Regions from separate parts of the Homo sapiens genome. Here region 1 is linked to region 2. Evidence: chromatin contacts called from ENCODE Hi-C data. All regions are on one chromosome and are shown on one strand. The core of a region is the stretch at or near the end of the contact, and the rest is flanking DNA. Distances in the headings are between cores, read along the strand shown.

Evidence for each region. Hi-C counts contacts between places; a loop is a spot of excess contacts on that map. Pooled maps may share reads with other maps.
Region 1: a loop to region 2 is called in a map with no recorded cell type, with 16 times the contacts of the local background. The contact joins the enhancer-like site here to the promoter of ECE1-AS1 in region 2. A Hi-C loop is called at or near these places in 3 of 37 single-sample maps with no recorded cell type and 3 of 50 pooled maps.

Annotation. Positions count from the first base shown.
Region 1 is chr1:25,014,181-25,020,835 of GRCh38, reverse strand. No RefSeq gene overlaps it. Among named protein-coding and RNA genes, the nearest start is that of MIR4425, 6.0 kb to the left of the region's middle. RefSeq lists enhancers at 1-231, 490-1,386, 1,344-1,503, 1,544-1,613, 1,704-1,813. Within about 2 kb of position 1,296, at least 3 of the 41 ENCODE cell types and tissues checked have a DNase peak (open chromatin) inside an H3K27ac peak, as active enhancers do.
Region 2 is chr1:21,289,740-21,296,647 of GRCh38, reverse strand. ECE1-AS1 (ECE1 antisense RNA 1) reads right to left here and starts at 3,358. Exons shown (of 3, transcript NR_038404.1): 1 at 2,905-3,358; 2 at 2,438-2,714. It overlaps ECE1 (endothelin converting enzyme 1), which reads left to right and starts at 6,185. Exons shown (of 19, transcript NM_001397.3): 1 at 6,185-6,284; 2 at 6,492-6,578. The coding sequence starts at 6,234. RefSeq lists enhancers at 1-77, 1,782-1,941, 1,281-2,480, 3,322-3,411 and silencers at 6,104-6,283, 6,334-6,503.

The DNA.
Region 1 (6,655 bases), core at 47-2,546, 3.7 Mb before region 2:
TTCTGTGCAATGGGCAGCAGGGGTGGGAAGAGAAAGGCTTGTCCAGGGCCACAGTGGGGCTAGAGGGAGCAGCCAGGCCCCTCAGCAGGCCTGCTCCTAGCGCCAGGGGCCACATCCCCACAGCCTCCGCTTTTGCAGAGGGCAGGGGAGACAGAAGTCACCGAGAGGAAGTAGAGAGCCCTCCCCAGACCCATCTGAGTGGGGCTGCCAATCGCCGGCTCTGGAGCTTCGAGCAGGGCATGGTGCCACGCCTCTCAGAACCCCATTTTCTCATCTGTGCAGCAGAGACCCCCCGACTCCAGAGGGCTGCTTTGAGGGTTAAATGAGCAAAATCTCGTGAATGTGTGAGGAATAGTCATTATTTCGATAGGCGTGATTGACATTTTTCTCACTAGAGTGTGAGTTCCAGGGGCAGGGGTTGTGCCTGACATTGGTAGGTGCTCAGTTGGTTTGTGGAGTGAATAAACGAGTGTAGAGGGAGCCGTTCTCTTGGCCTGTGCTGGAGGCTTCCTGGGGCCTTGTTCAGCACATGTGTGTGCTCACGTTTGTGTGCACCCATGTGTGTAGGCATGCATGTGCATGTGTATGTGCAGGCATGTATGTGTGTGCACGTGTGTGTAGGCATGTATGTGAATATGTGTGTGCAGGTATGTATGTGTGTGCAGATGTGTGCATGCAAGAATGTATGTGTGTATGCATGTGTGTAGGCATGTATGTGAATGTGTGTGTGCAGGCATGTATGTGTGTGTAGGTGTGTGTATGCAGGTAGGTATGTGTGTGCATGTGTGTGTGGGCATGTATGTGAATGTGTGTGTGCAGGCATGTATGTGTGCGTGTGCAGGCATGTATGTGTGTGTGCAGGTGTGTGTGCGCGCAGGTGTGTGTGCAGGCATGTGTGTGTCCGGGCATGTACGTGTGTGTCCAGGCATGTATGCGTGTGTGCAGGTGTGTGTGTGCACAGGCATGTAGGTGTGTGTGTGTGGGCATGTATGCATGTGTGCAGGGGTGTGTGTGTGTGCAGGCATGTGTATGTGTGCAGGTGTGTGTGTGTGCAGGCATGTATGTGCGGGAGTGTGTGTGCACGCATCCACATGCCTGCACACTCCTGCATGCGGGTCTGGCCCCGGTGTGGAAATGTGGGTCTGTGCATGGCCTGTCTGGGTCTGTGTTTTGCATATGGGTCTGGCATGTGGCCATTTGCATGTACTTCTCAGTCTGTGGGCCTATAGCTATGAGTGTGCTCACCCCACAGGTGTCCAGGCTTGGTCCGGAGTGAGGGTGTCTGATTATTGGTGTATGGCGGGTATGGGAGGTTGCCTCCTGCTCTCCTGACTCCCTCTCCCCAACCAGGACTCCAAGTTGTGAGCCCGCCTGGGAGTGCCAGACTATGTAAAACAGAGACCAGGCCCAGGGAAGCCCCTGCAGAGTGGCCCCTGGGGACTTCCAGGCCCCTCCTCCCTGGATGCCCCTCCCCTCAGTAAAGCCTTCTGCCCCTTCCAAAGTCTCATGACTCTCCACTCAGGGGCTTCCTCTCATATCTGGGGGCTGCACACAGTGCCCAGATTTCCCTGTCTGCCCTCTCTCCCACCACTGCTTTCAGCCCCTCTTGCAATGCCAGGCCTGGCGTCTCCCTCCTTCCTTTCTGAGGCCCCCGCTTCACTTCTGCACAGTTCCCCCAGCTGCTTTTGTGAGCTCCACTGTGCGCCAGCTCCTGGGCCCTGGCCCTTCGCCTGCATCATGGTTACCACTGAGAGAGCTTCTAGCTGAAGCCCCATTTTACCAATGAGGAAACTGAAGCTCAGAGAAGTTAAGGAACTTGTTCGAGGTCACACAGCAAGTGAGTGAGAATCAGACACAAACAAGACTCCAAATCCAGGTCTCTTTCTCATACAGCCACACCACCACCATGCTTCAAGTCATATCAATGACTGAGCCTCACTGGGAGGACCGTGTAAACCCCTTCCCCAGATGGACCCCAGGGGTTCAGGCACCTCCCATATCCATGGCTCATAGGATGAAGGCTCCTGGCTCTGGAAAAGGCCTCCTGGCCTCCTTGTGGAGGAACTCAGGCTCACCCTCTGCTCCTGGCGGAGCCATGTTTGGGCCTGGAAACCTCCAAGCCTACCCCAGTTGGGCCAACTTGAAGCCCCCAGGTCTTCTCAATGCCACATAGCACTTGCCTGGCGGGCCCCATGGAGAGGTCAGAATCCCCTTCGGCAGGGTCATTACTGTTTCCCCAGAACACGCTTCCATTTGGCAAGGACACGTGTGTTGGGGGAGCCATGTGGCTTTGATTTAAATTTCACCCTGGAAAAACGATGGTTTGGATTAAGGGAAGAAACAGTTGGTGAAATGTCATGGAAAGAAAGGAGGGGAGAACAGGGAACCTTTGTAGCAAGAGCAGCCCCCAAACTTTCAAACCCACATTCCAGAGGTTTCTGAAGGCCTGCCATGCAGACCTGACCTCCTACCCCAGCATGCTCCTGTCCTCTTCAGTAGCAGTGAGGTGTCCTCAGGAGATATCCCACTGGTCCTGCTCCCTCCTCTTACAGAAGCTGAAACAGAGGCTCAGGGAAGGGTGGCGACCTGCCTGGGGCTATGATGAGTTCTGGTGGCTCATGGAGCTCAAAGGAGGCTAGGGGTGGGGTGAGAAGAGGGACATGAGGCTCTGCTTTCCCCCACTCTGTTGGCACGGGGCTTGACCTCTCTAGGCCTCAGTGTCCCCAATGAGAAAGGGAAGAAAAAGGAATTACAGTATTTTCAATCTCCACTGGAGCTGAGCGAAGCCCAGGAGCCCTGTGGAAGGCCAGTGTGCTTGGCTCTGACTTCCTGACCCTTTGCTTATGCTGGGCTTGGCTCTGACAGCATCCCACGCGTGGCCTGCGCTGAGTTCCCAACACCCACAGTCCCCACCCTACAGACAGCAGACTGAGGCTCCTAGAGGCTAGGAAACTTACAAGGCTCCAAGAGGCTAGGAAACTTACGAGGCCCCTTGGCTAGGATGCGGCCCCAGGGGCTGTTCCTAACCACTGGACTGTGAGGTTGAGGCTGGGAAGAGAGTGGAGAGGATTTAGCCCAGGGCTGTGAGAGCTGGGAACAACCTGAAGCCCACACCCCCAGGAGTACCTCACAGTTTCTAGGTCACCAGCTCTGAGTCAGGAAGTCTCTCGATGTCATCCATTCATTTAGAGGCGGGAGCTGAGGTCAAGCAGAGGGATGTATCCAGGGCCACACAGTGGGGAGGTGCCACATCTCCAGATGGCCAGTGGGGGCTCTGTGGTGTGGATCCTGGAACCAATGCGGGATGACACTCTGACCCGTCAGGCTGGCCTCAGGGACTGTGCAGCCCTGCATCTTCATCTCTGTAGTGGCTGCTTGGGGTCGGAACTCCAGCTGTGGTTATGGGTCCATCTGAGACCAGGGTCAGGGCTCAGTGTGTGGCCGGGGCTATATGTCAGCAATGAGGGCTTGGTCTGTGACCAGGGTCAAGGCTGAGGAGTTTAATGCAGTGAATTGGCTGTAGAAGATAAAAATGGACTCGAAACCCAAAGGACAGAATCGCTGATGGGGGTTGTGCGTGCTGTGATGGGCCAGGGAAGAGCTGGGCACGGGGGCTCTGGATCTACAGAGGCAGGAGCTGGGGCACTTCGACCCCATGAAGTCCTCTTCACACCCACCTCTGCCTGGTGCAGCCCTCCCCCTTCATCCCTGTGCCCCCAGGACAACCCCATCTCTTTCCTCTGGGGAGAAGCCACTGGAAGTCATCCCCCTCCTGACTTGACACCTAAAGGGGCCAGAAGAACCATCTGCCCCCCAGTGCTGGGTTCCACCCGTGCTCAGAGCCCCATCTCACCCCACAGGATGGGAAGGGAACCATCTGGAGGACAGGAGAAAGGCCGCTCTGCACGGGTGGGGCGGGGATGCTGACGATGGACTGTCCAGAGCCAGGACTTAACCTGGACAGGTTGGTTCTTGAGTTCATGCTTTTAACCAACCACCATAGATTCCCAGAAGCACTGATAAAAGGTAGCCTTAGTATTATTTTAGCCAAGTCTGGCAGTGTGTGGCAAAATGCAGAGACTCAGGGGCCACCCTGAGAGAGTGCTGAGCAAGTCACAGCACACCCTGGGCCCTGGCACACAGTAGGGGTTTAACCAATGGGAGCCGGAGATGATCCGACAGAAGTGGCTTTCAGGCCCCAGGGCCCCCAGGTCAGGAGACACCACAGTGCGGAAATGAGAAGCCAGCTGGAGACCCCTTCCATGCCTGTCTGGCATGGGAACACAGCTGGCACTGCTTGATGGACTGTGCCTAAGCACCAGGGTCAGATAACCGGGCGCTGCTCTTCCTTTTTTTTTTTTTTTTTTTTTTTGAGATGGAGTCTTACTCTGTTGCCCAGGCTGGAGTGCAGTGGCATGGTCTTGGTTCACTGCAACCTCCGCCTCCTGGGTTCAAGCAATTCTCCCTTCTCAGCCTCCCCAGTAGCTAGAATTACAGGTGTGCGCCACCACGCGTGGCTAATTTTTGTATTTTTAGTAGAGACAGAGTTTCACCATGTTGGCCAGGGCGGTCTCGAACTCCTGACCTCAAGTGATCCACCCGCCTGGGCCTCCCAAAGTGCTGGGATTACGGGCGTGAGCCACTGTGCCCAGCCGGTGCTGTCCTTGTTGACTCTGTCTGCCCCAACCTTGCAACATCGCACTCTCTAAAAACAGACAAAAAATAACCGCAAACAACTGGGCAGGAAGGGACCCTAGAAATCATCACCCCTGATTTTACAGAGAAGAAAATTGAGGCTTAGGGAGAGGAAGGGACTTGGCCACAGTCGTACAGTGCTGTGGGAACAGTCCAGAACAGGGGACTTGCAAGCACACGGCTGCCCCAGGGACAGTGCCTGGTGATTATAGCCAGCATTTACACGGGCCTGTGGGAAGCCCCCTCAGGCTTCTTCTCATCTAATCCTCCCAGAGTCAGGTGACCATCAGGGTGGGCGCTTAGGGATGCACTCACCTAACACGCAAATGGAAGTGGTGAGGTCTGAGCCTGGCCACTGAGCACCAAGCCAAGTGCACCCGTGCTGTGCCACTGGCCTCATTCACACAGCCCAGGCTAGGGGGCCCTAGCATGTCTCAGCCTCCGCGCCAGCCCCCTCACCCCAGAGTCTTTGCAGAAGTGCAGCCTGTCCTCATTCCACCAGGAACACTGTTCTCTTCACCTCCTAGGCCATCTCATGAGAGGTAAGAGGAAGAAAAACCCACAGAGACAGAGGCAAAGCCATCCCACACCTGCCACCATTCCCCCTGGTGGATTTTCCCTGTGTCTCTGAATGCAGAGGCACCAGTTAACGTGGAGAAGAAATCAGGCTGGGGGCTCAGGAGCTGTGGCCTGGGGCGACCAGGGGCCAGGGCTGAAGGTGGGCAGCAGGTTGACCGACTAGATGCAATTAATTCATTCAGCACCGACCTTGAAAAGTGTCAGAGGGACTGCAAGAGCCAGGTCTAGTATCACGGACTAGAACACATCACTTGCCTTCTCTGGGCCTTTGTCATCCCACCTGTAAAATGAGAGGCTTGGTCCCATCAGTGATTCTCAGTCCCAGCTACACAGGGGATCTTTTATTTTTATTTTTGTTTTTATTTTATTTTATTAGTTTTATTTTTGTTTTATTTTTGAGATGGAGTCTCGCTCTGTCACCCAGGCTGGAGTGCAGTGGTGTGATCTCGGCTCACTGCAACCTCCGCCTCCTGGGTTCAAGCAATTCTCCTGACTCAGCCTCCTGACTGGATTACAGGCACAGGAGACCATCCCCAGCTAATTTTTGTATTTTTAATAGAGACATAGTTTCACCACGTTGGCCAGGCCGGTCTTGAATTCCTGGCCTCAAGTGATCTGCCTGCCTCGGCCTCCCAAAGGGCTGGGATTACAGGTGTGAGCCACGACGCCCAGCTTGGGGATCTTTTGAAACATATACTTAATTGATTCTGGGATGGACACCATTTAAACTCTTCCCAGTGATTCAACTGAACAGCTGGGGTTGAGGGTCCCTGGGCCAGACTCTGTGTCAGGGCCCCTCTGGCGCTGAAGTTTCGCCAGAGTATGGGGGTTACGCGTGTGGCTGCAGGTGTCAGACTGACTGAGGTTGGTGTCTGTGCGCCACTTGCTGCTGCGTGTGCCTGGGCAGGCCATGTCACTGCTCTGTGCCTCAGTTTCTCTGTCCGTGGTTAATCATAGCCTTCCCTGCACAGCATTTTTGGGAGGATTAATTGTCCTGGTTGTGTAAAGTTCTGGCACATGCAGAGGTAGGACTTGATAAGCCTGTGTCAAAATAGTAGGGATGACCGTTCCGGGAACAGGGCCTCAGCTGGTCACCTGCTCCTAGGAAAATGGGGAGGCTGCAGTGGGCTTTACCCCTGGACTTTCCTGGACTAGATGCTTTCCCACCAGCCTGAGCAGTGCTGACCTGTGGTGCAGCGGGGGCTGCAGGTCAGAGGCTGAGGCACCGCCTAGCGGAAACTGGGTGGGCTGGCTTGGGTACCTGCGGAGAGGGTTGGATGGACAGGAGCTCTGGGGCCATGATCTCTGAGCATGTCTGCTGCTGCCACTCCAAGATTTGGGGAGCCTAGAGTCCCTTTGGTCAGTTCTAGGTCTCTCCCTC
Region 2 (6,908 bases), core at 2,109-4,608:
GGACTTATCCCACATGGTGATTGTAAGACACAAGAGTAAAAGAGCCTTGAGAACTGGGCAATGTCAAGGTCAATGACTCTGTTTTGTTTTGTTTTACTTTATTTTATTTTATTTCTCTCTCTTTTTTTTGTAGTTGAGACAGGGTCTTGCTCTGTCACCCAAGCTAGAGTGCAGTGGCGTGATCTCAGCTCACTGTAGCCTCAACCTTCTAGGCTCAAGCAATCCTTCCACCTCAGCCTCCTAAGTAGTGGGGCCACAGGTGGATGCCACCACACCTAGCTAATTTTTTTTTTAAATTTTTTGTAGAGACAAAGTCTCACTGTGTTACCCAGGTTGGTCGCAAACTGCTGGGCTCAAGCAATCTGCCCACCTCGCCTCCCAAAGTGCTGGGATTACAAGCATGAGCACCCGGCTGAAGGGTACATGATTTCTATTAATAACTCGTATTTGACTTCTTGCTGTTGATATTAACCTCCATCACCTGGGCAATCTGTTATTTTCACTGAGTTTACAGCAGGGCTAGAGTAACAACAAATGTTGGCTGAACAAAGGCCAAGACTGGAAAATCTGGATGAGGGCAGAAGCAAATGGGAGGGGTGGTGAGGAAGACAAGAAGAAGCAAGCAGAAAGAGGTGGCCTGCGCAGGATGTCCCTCTGGTGTGGTTCACGCAGGCTTGGGCTGCTGGATGCCAGGCAGTTCATGTTCTAGCTTACTCGGTATTTACAATGGCCCTTTTACGGATGAAGAAACTGAGACCTGAGGGTGAAAACAACATGTCCGAGGTCACATGAGCCAGGAAACCTGTGAGTGGGCTCAGGTCTGTCTTAATTGCCTGATAAATGTTGTTTCTAACTCTGTTCCACAAAGGATTCATGATAGGTTATAAATAAAATACATTCAGTAAAACGACATGCAATACCAAATGGAAAATCAGAATCACGGAAAACAGAGTGGAAAATGTGGACAAGGAAAAAGCTGAACCTAAAGGCCAAGAAAGTGCCCATAGGCGAGTTTCTGATTTGGCTATGAGTTTCCTGGCAGCCAAAGAAAAAAGAGATACAAGCTGATTCCTGTTATTAAAAAGTAAAGAAGCAGTTTACACTTTCAGGAACTTCATAGTAAATTTTAAAATAAGCTAATCACATGGAAATTTCTCTGGTGAAAAATACTGGGAAATATAATGGATAATGTAATAATAATAAATGTCAAGTGGCATATCTTTAGAAATGATAGCCATATTTTTATATCTTATCCCTTGCCCAAAGTTGTGTTACTTGGGTTTGTTTTTGTTTTTGTTTTTTTGAGACAGGGTTTTGCTGTGTTTCCCAGGCTGGTCTTGAACTCCTGGCCTCAAACAATCCTCCGGCCTGGGTCTCCCCAGGTGCTGGGATTGCAGGCATGAGTCACCATGCCCAGCCAAGCACTTTATCTATATTAACTCATTTAAGTGTCACCACAGTCCTATGAGGGAGGTACTATTGTTATCATCATCCTCCTCATTTGACAGATGAGTACTGAGGCACAGAGAGGCTGAGTCACTTGCTCAGGGTCACAGAGTTGGGAAGTTCAGACTGGGGATCTGAAATGAGGTTTAGATCCAGAGATTTTACCCACTACATTATAGCATCTGTGAAATATAAGTGTTTAGCTACCAGATAATATGAGTGTGTTTTAGATGACATGTAAAGATTGAACAGATCCCAGCCAATTACCAGCACCAAAAGTAGTAACTGATGGGGACTTCGGCCACAAAGGGCAGCGTCTCTAAGGAGCTGAGGCTTAGAGACAATGTGAAAGTAGCTGTGGAGGGTGTGGCTCAGTCCCAGGCCTCAGAATTTCACATGTGGGGCTTCCCTTTTCCACCTCATCACCCCAAGATGACTTAACAATCCCCCGCCTTTGGCCAACCAAACGCAAGAGCCATATGAGTGACTAATGTCGTCTGGGCAAAGGGGGTCATGCCCAGGTGCTACCAGGCCAGGAGGCTTTTGTCGCCAGAAACCTGTGCGTGTTTATATTTCTCGTTTCTGCTCACCACAGGCCTTTGATTTACAAGGGTGGAGTTTCCAGAGCTGGGCACTGTTGCACCTTCATCTGGCTGTCATCACTTCCTCTGTGCAGCTGGGGCACCGGGGACTGAGGACGGGGCAGTCCACAGGGAGCTGTGGTTCCACCCCTTCACTCTTGGTTTCTGCCAGGCCCTCCTCTTGAACACTAGACCCAGATTCAACCCAGATTTCTCCTCCACGGCTGCACAGTGCCAGGAAGGGAACTGAGAAGACCAAAGTGGAGGTTCTTTACCTTCCCCAACACACTCGGGGCCAGGCGTGGCACCCACAACTGCAAATGAGACAATTAGGGAGAATAAGTGCTGGCTGCCCTGTCAGCCCAGAGCCTCAGTCTGCCCAGGGCACCCAGACTCTGTGAGGTTCCCACCTGAAGAAGCAGTTCCATCTTCCACAAGGAGCACAGGACCAAGAGTCCAGGACCCAGGTTCGAGGCCCAGCTCTACCACTTTCTCGCCGCGGGGCTCGGGTTCTCTGGAGGCAGCGTAATGGAGTCAGTGGGTTTGGCAAGGGGAAGATTCGCATTATGGCTCCCTCAGTCTCCAGGCAGGTGACTCAGGGCTGGGGGGAGGTCCTTTCTCCTCTCTGACCCTTGGTCATCTCATTTGTAAAGCGGAGGTGATGATTCTCATCTCAGGGACGAGGCACTGTGGGGTTAGGAGAGAATTTGTCAAGTGGCATGGTTGGTTTTTGGTCTGTCTAGGCCCCTCCCCCTCTCTGTAAGCTGGAAGCGGTACTTGTGAGGCTGAGGCTCTAGGTGGGTGTGGGGAGCCATTGGGGTAGTGAATGGAAGGCCCTGGGCGAAGGGCCCCAGGCAGCTGTTGAAATGTCACTCACCCACTGTGGACTTCCCACCAAGCAGAGCCCGCCAAGCCTTTCCCGTCTGAGGTGGGTTCAGTTTCACTACCGGGCTGAGGCAGGCATCTCAGGAAGGGGCCCTCGGCTTTTGTGTGCTGAAAAATAACCAGGCTCCATCTCTGCTGATTTCTGCTTGGGAGTTCCGTGAGCTTCCTGCATCATCTGTCCACAGACAGGCTGCCGCAGGGTGGACATCAGAGTCCCTGGGGTGGCTTCCGGCCTCCCTCCCTTGCCTCCCGCCTTTGCTCAAACATCTGTAGAGGCTCCAGCCCCAGACTAAGCCCTTAAGGAGACAGGGTCCCGTGAGACCCAGCCTCTGCCATCAGGGTTCTCCTGTCTAAAATGCTGTGTGCCTCAGTAAAAGGCAGCATGGGGTAGGGTGGCTGTGTGGGGACACAGAGCCAGGGACCAAATGCTGTCTGGGGTCCCTGGAGGGTGGTCAGGAGAGCTTGCCAGAAGGGGGAAATCTCTGAAATGAGACAGAAGGAGGAGGAGCCATCGCTTAACCACACCTGGGCGAGTTAACTTCCCCAAGCCTCAGTTTCATTCTCTGTAAAAGGAACCAGTGATACCTGCTTCTGAGGGAAGGGTGAGAAGCTTAAAAGAGATGGTATAAAAGAACTGACAAATCCCGTACACCAGCCGGGTGAATCCCTTACACCACCCACATGCCCCGGGGAGATGTTCTGTGAACTGAACTTCTTTTTCAAAAGTCTTTTCCTCTGGCAATCGACACCTGGTAACGTAGTGTAACCAAGTGTCCTGTTCTAGAAAAAGCCCAGCTGCAACCCAGCAGTAAGTGAAGCAGCCTCAGAGTCCCCTCTCTCTCTGGGATGGGTAATGGAAACTCCTCCACCCAGTGGGAGTGAGGCAGAAGTCTCCAGAATTCAGAGCTTTCCCATGCACCCTGCCTCCCCAGGGCCTGTGACCTTTAGATGTGTTCCCTGTTTCTGTAGGCATTATGAAGTTAGATGCAGGAGAGTTCTTGAGAACTTGAAGGCACTTCCCCTCTACTTGTCCCCCCTTTGATTTTAACAACCGTTTGTTGAGCACCTACTCTGTGCCGGGTGATGGAGAGTCTCTGTTGGACAGGCCAGACAAGGTCCCAGCCCCAGTAAAGCTGTGGATTCTGGAGAGGGACAGAGACAGTGATGATAAAGACATGGAAACAAAACAGTCTGCAACAAGTACTGTAAAGGAAAACAAACAGGATGCTGTAACAGAGAATTTGGGGGACTGCTTAGGGTTCCTGGGACATTTGAGGAGCTGGTAGGCTGAGATCTGAAGTTGGAGCTGACCATGGGAAGAGTAGAGAGGAGGAAAAAATGTTCCAGATAGAGACAACAGCAGCTACAAAGGTCTTGGGGGAAGAAGAAACTTGTAGAAACTGAGGAGTTGTGTGAGGAGGTTGGTGGGGGAGGGGGCGCTGGCAGCACAAGATGAGGGCCCAGAGTGGGCAGGGGCCATGGGGCCTGGTGAAGGGTTTGGATTTCATTCCAGGACAGTGGAGGGTTTTTAAGCAAGGGAGTGGTAATATCAGAATTTTTTTTTATTTTATTTATTTACTCAGACAAGATCTTGTTGTGTCGTCCACGCTGGAGTGCAGTGGTGCAATCACAGCTCACTGTAGCCGCCACCTCCTGGCTTCAAGCGATTCTCCCACCTAAGCCTCCCAAGTAGCTGGGACTACAGGCGCATACCACCACGTCCTGCTAATTAAAAATATATAATATATAAATATATATATATATATTTTCTTTTTGTAGAGATGGGGTCCGTGTTGCCCAGGCTGGCCTAGAATTAGACTCAAGTGATCTCCTGCCTCAGCCTCCCAAAGTGCTGGGATTACAGGTGTGAACCACTGAACCCAGCCAGATTTCTGTGGTTTGTTTGTTTGAGATGGAGTCTCACTCTGTCACCCAGGCTAGAGTACAGTGGCACAATCTCAGCTCACTGCAACCTCGACCTCCTGGGTTCAAGCGATTCTTCTGCCTCAGCCTCCTGAGTAGCTAGGATTACAGATGCATGCCACCAGGCCCAGCTGATTTTTTGTATTTTTAGTAGAGATGGGGTTTCATCATGTTGGCCAGGCTGGTCTTGAACTCCTGACCTCAAGTGATCTACCCAACTTGGCCTCCCAAAGTGTTGGGATTACAGGCGCGAGCGAGCCATGGTGCCTGGCCTCAGCCAGATTTCATTTTAAAGGCTCATCCTGGCTGCTGAGGGGGCTGTCAGAGGGCAGGAGTGGAAGCCAGGAGACCATCTGGAGCCATTGCCCTCACTGTCCCTGTGACGTCAGGCCCCTCACCCCTCTAAACCTGTTTATTCACACATATGTGTGACTGTGAGAATCAAATTTGGAATGAGCAGAAATGCACTTTGCAAAGCTGAAAAGTACGCATAAATGCAGGGATTCCCGCCTTGCTAGAAGCGGAGAGTCCTTTGGAAATCTGCTGGGTTAGACCTCTCTGGGGTTCTTGGTTGGGACAGTGCTGGGCCTGAGTCCCTAACTGAACACCTCATATCCGAGAGAGCCCCCTTTCCCTGCCTAGGGTTATAGGAGAGGGCTCAGGGGCTGGGGAGGGGGGCACCTGGCTGAGGCTCCGAGTCTTGAGGGGGAAGATGGGAAAGAAGGGTCCCCTTCCTGGCTTCTGACTCCCCCTGGAGCAATGGTTCTCTTGTGTTGCAGGGAGGGCGACACCTTTGAGCACGGGGGTGACCACCGGACCACCCTGCAGCCATCCAAATGCACACACACAGCTCCTTTCATCCCGTGTCAGGGAGTTCTCTGAAATTTTCTGAAACTCATTCACGAACTCTGGCTTAAAGGCCTCTGAGCTAGAAAGGGGAACTGAAAGGGGACACCTACCTTTTTACCCCACCTTTTTTGTCTGGTCTTTCTAGCATTAACCCCCTAGACACACCTAAGGGCTGATGCCGGGGGGAACCTGTCTTGATTGCTCTGGGCCACATCGAGGGCACCTTCCTGATACTTTTGTTATCTGCCACTGGGGACCCGGTTGTTGAAGGGGGACTTAAGATTTTCTCGAAGGAGGGGTCACTGTGAGGGCCTTTCCTGCCTGCTAGGGGCTTCAGTTTGGGGGCCCCCACTCCCGACCTCCGGGGAAGGGAGGGGTCCCCATCTCCCCCGGGCCTCTCGGGTCTTGGGGTCTCCCCGGGAGGCCGGAGGTTGGGAACCGGGCGCCGGCGAACCGATCAGGCCCCGCCCGCGAAGGTGGTGCAACGCCTGGCCCGGCCCATCCCATCCCGGCCACCCGGGCAGCGGGACCAGGCGTCTGGGGCACAGCATGCGGGGCGTGTGGCCGCCCCCGGTGTCCGCCCTGCTGTCGGCGCTGGGGGTGAGGCGGGCGCGGCCTGGAGGGCGGGGGCGGGAGGCGGGCGGGACCCCTCCCCGCGCGGGCCGCTCCGTGGGCCGGTCTCGGTCTCGGGTGTCCAGGCCGGGGCGGGGCGCGGCGGCGGCGGCGCCAGGGTCGGGGCCGCTTCCCCATTCGGGCGCGAGAGCCATGGAGGCGCTGAGGGAGTCCGTGCTGCATTTGGCCTTGCAGATGTCGACGTACAAGCGGGCCACGCTGGACGAGGAGGACCTGGTGGACTCGCTCTCCGAGGGCGACGCATACCCCAACGGCCTGCAGGTAGGCGCCCTCCGCTCCCTCCCGAGGTCCAGGCGCCCCGGGCCCGGGCATGCGCGCTGCCGCTGCCGCGCCCCCCGCCCCTACCTACCCCGCCTCTTCCCCTCCCTTCCCCTCCCTCGTCCCGGCATCCGGGAGGGGCCGCGCCTCCCCGCAGCTGGAGCTCCGCGCTGAGAAGCCTTCCGGAGCCCACCAGTCTCCCCTCACCTGCCCCCGCCATCCCTAGAGCCTCCCGGCCACCTGCTTCTGGGGCCACAGCCCAGGTGGCAGAGTTGAAAGCACCCCCGAGACCCGAACTGGTCCAGTTCCCTTTCCACAGAAGGCACAGTTTGT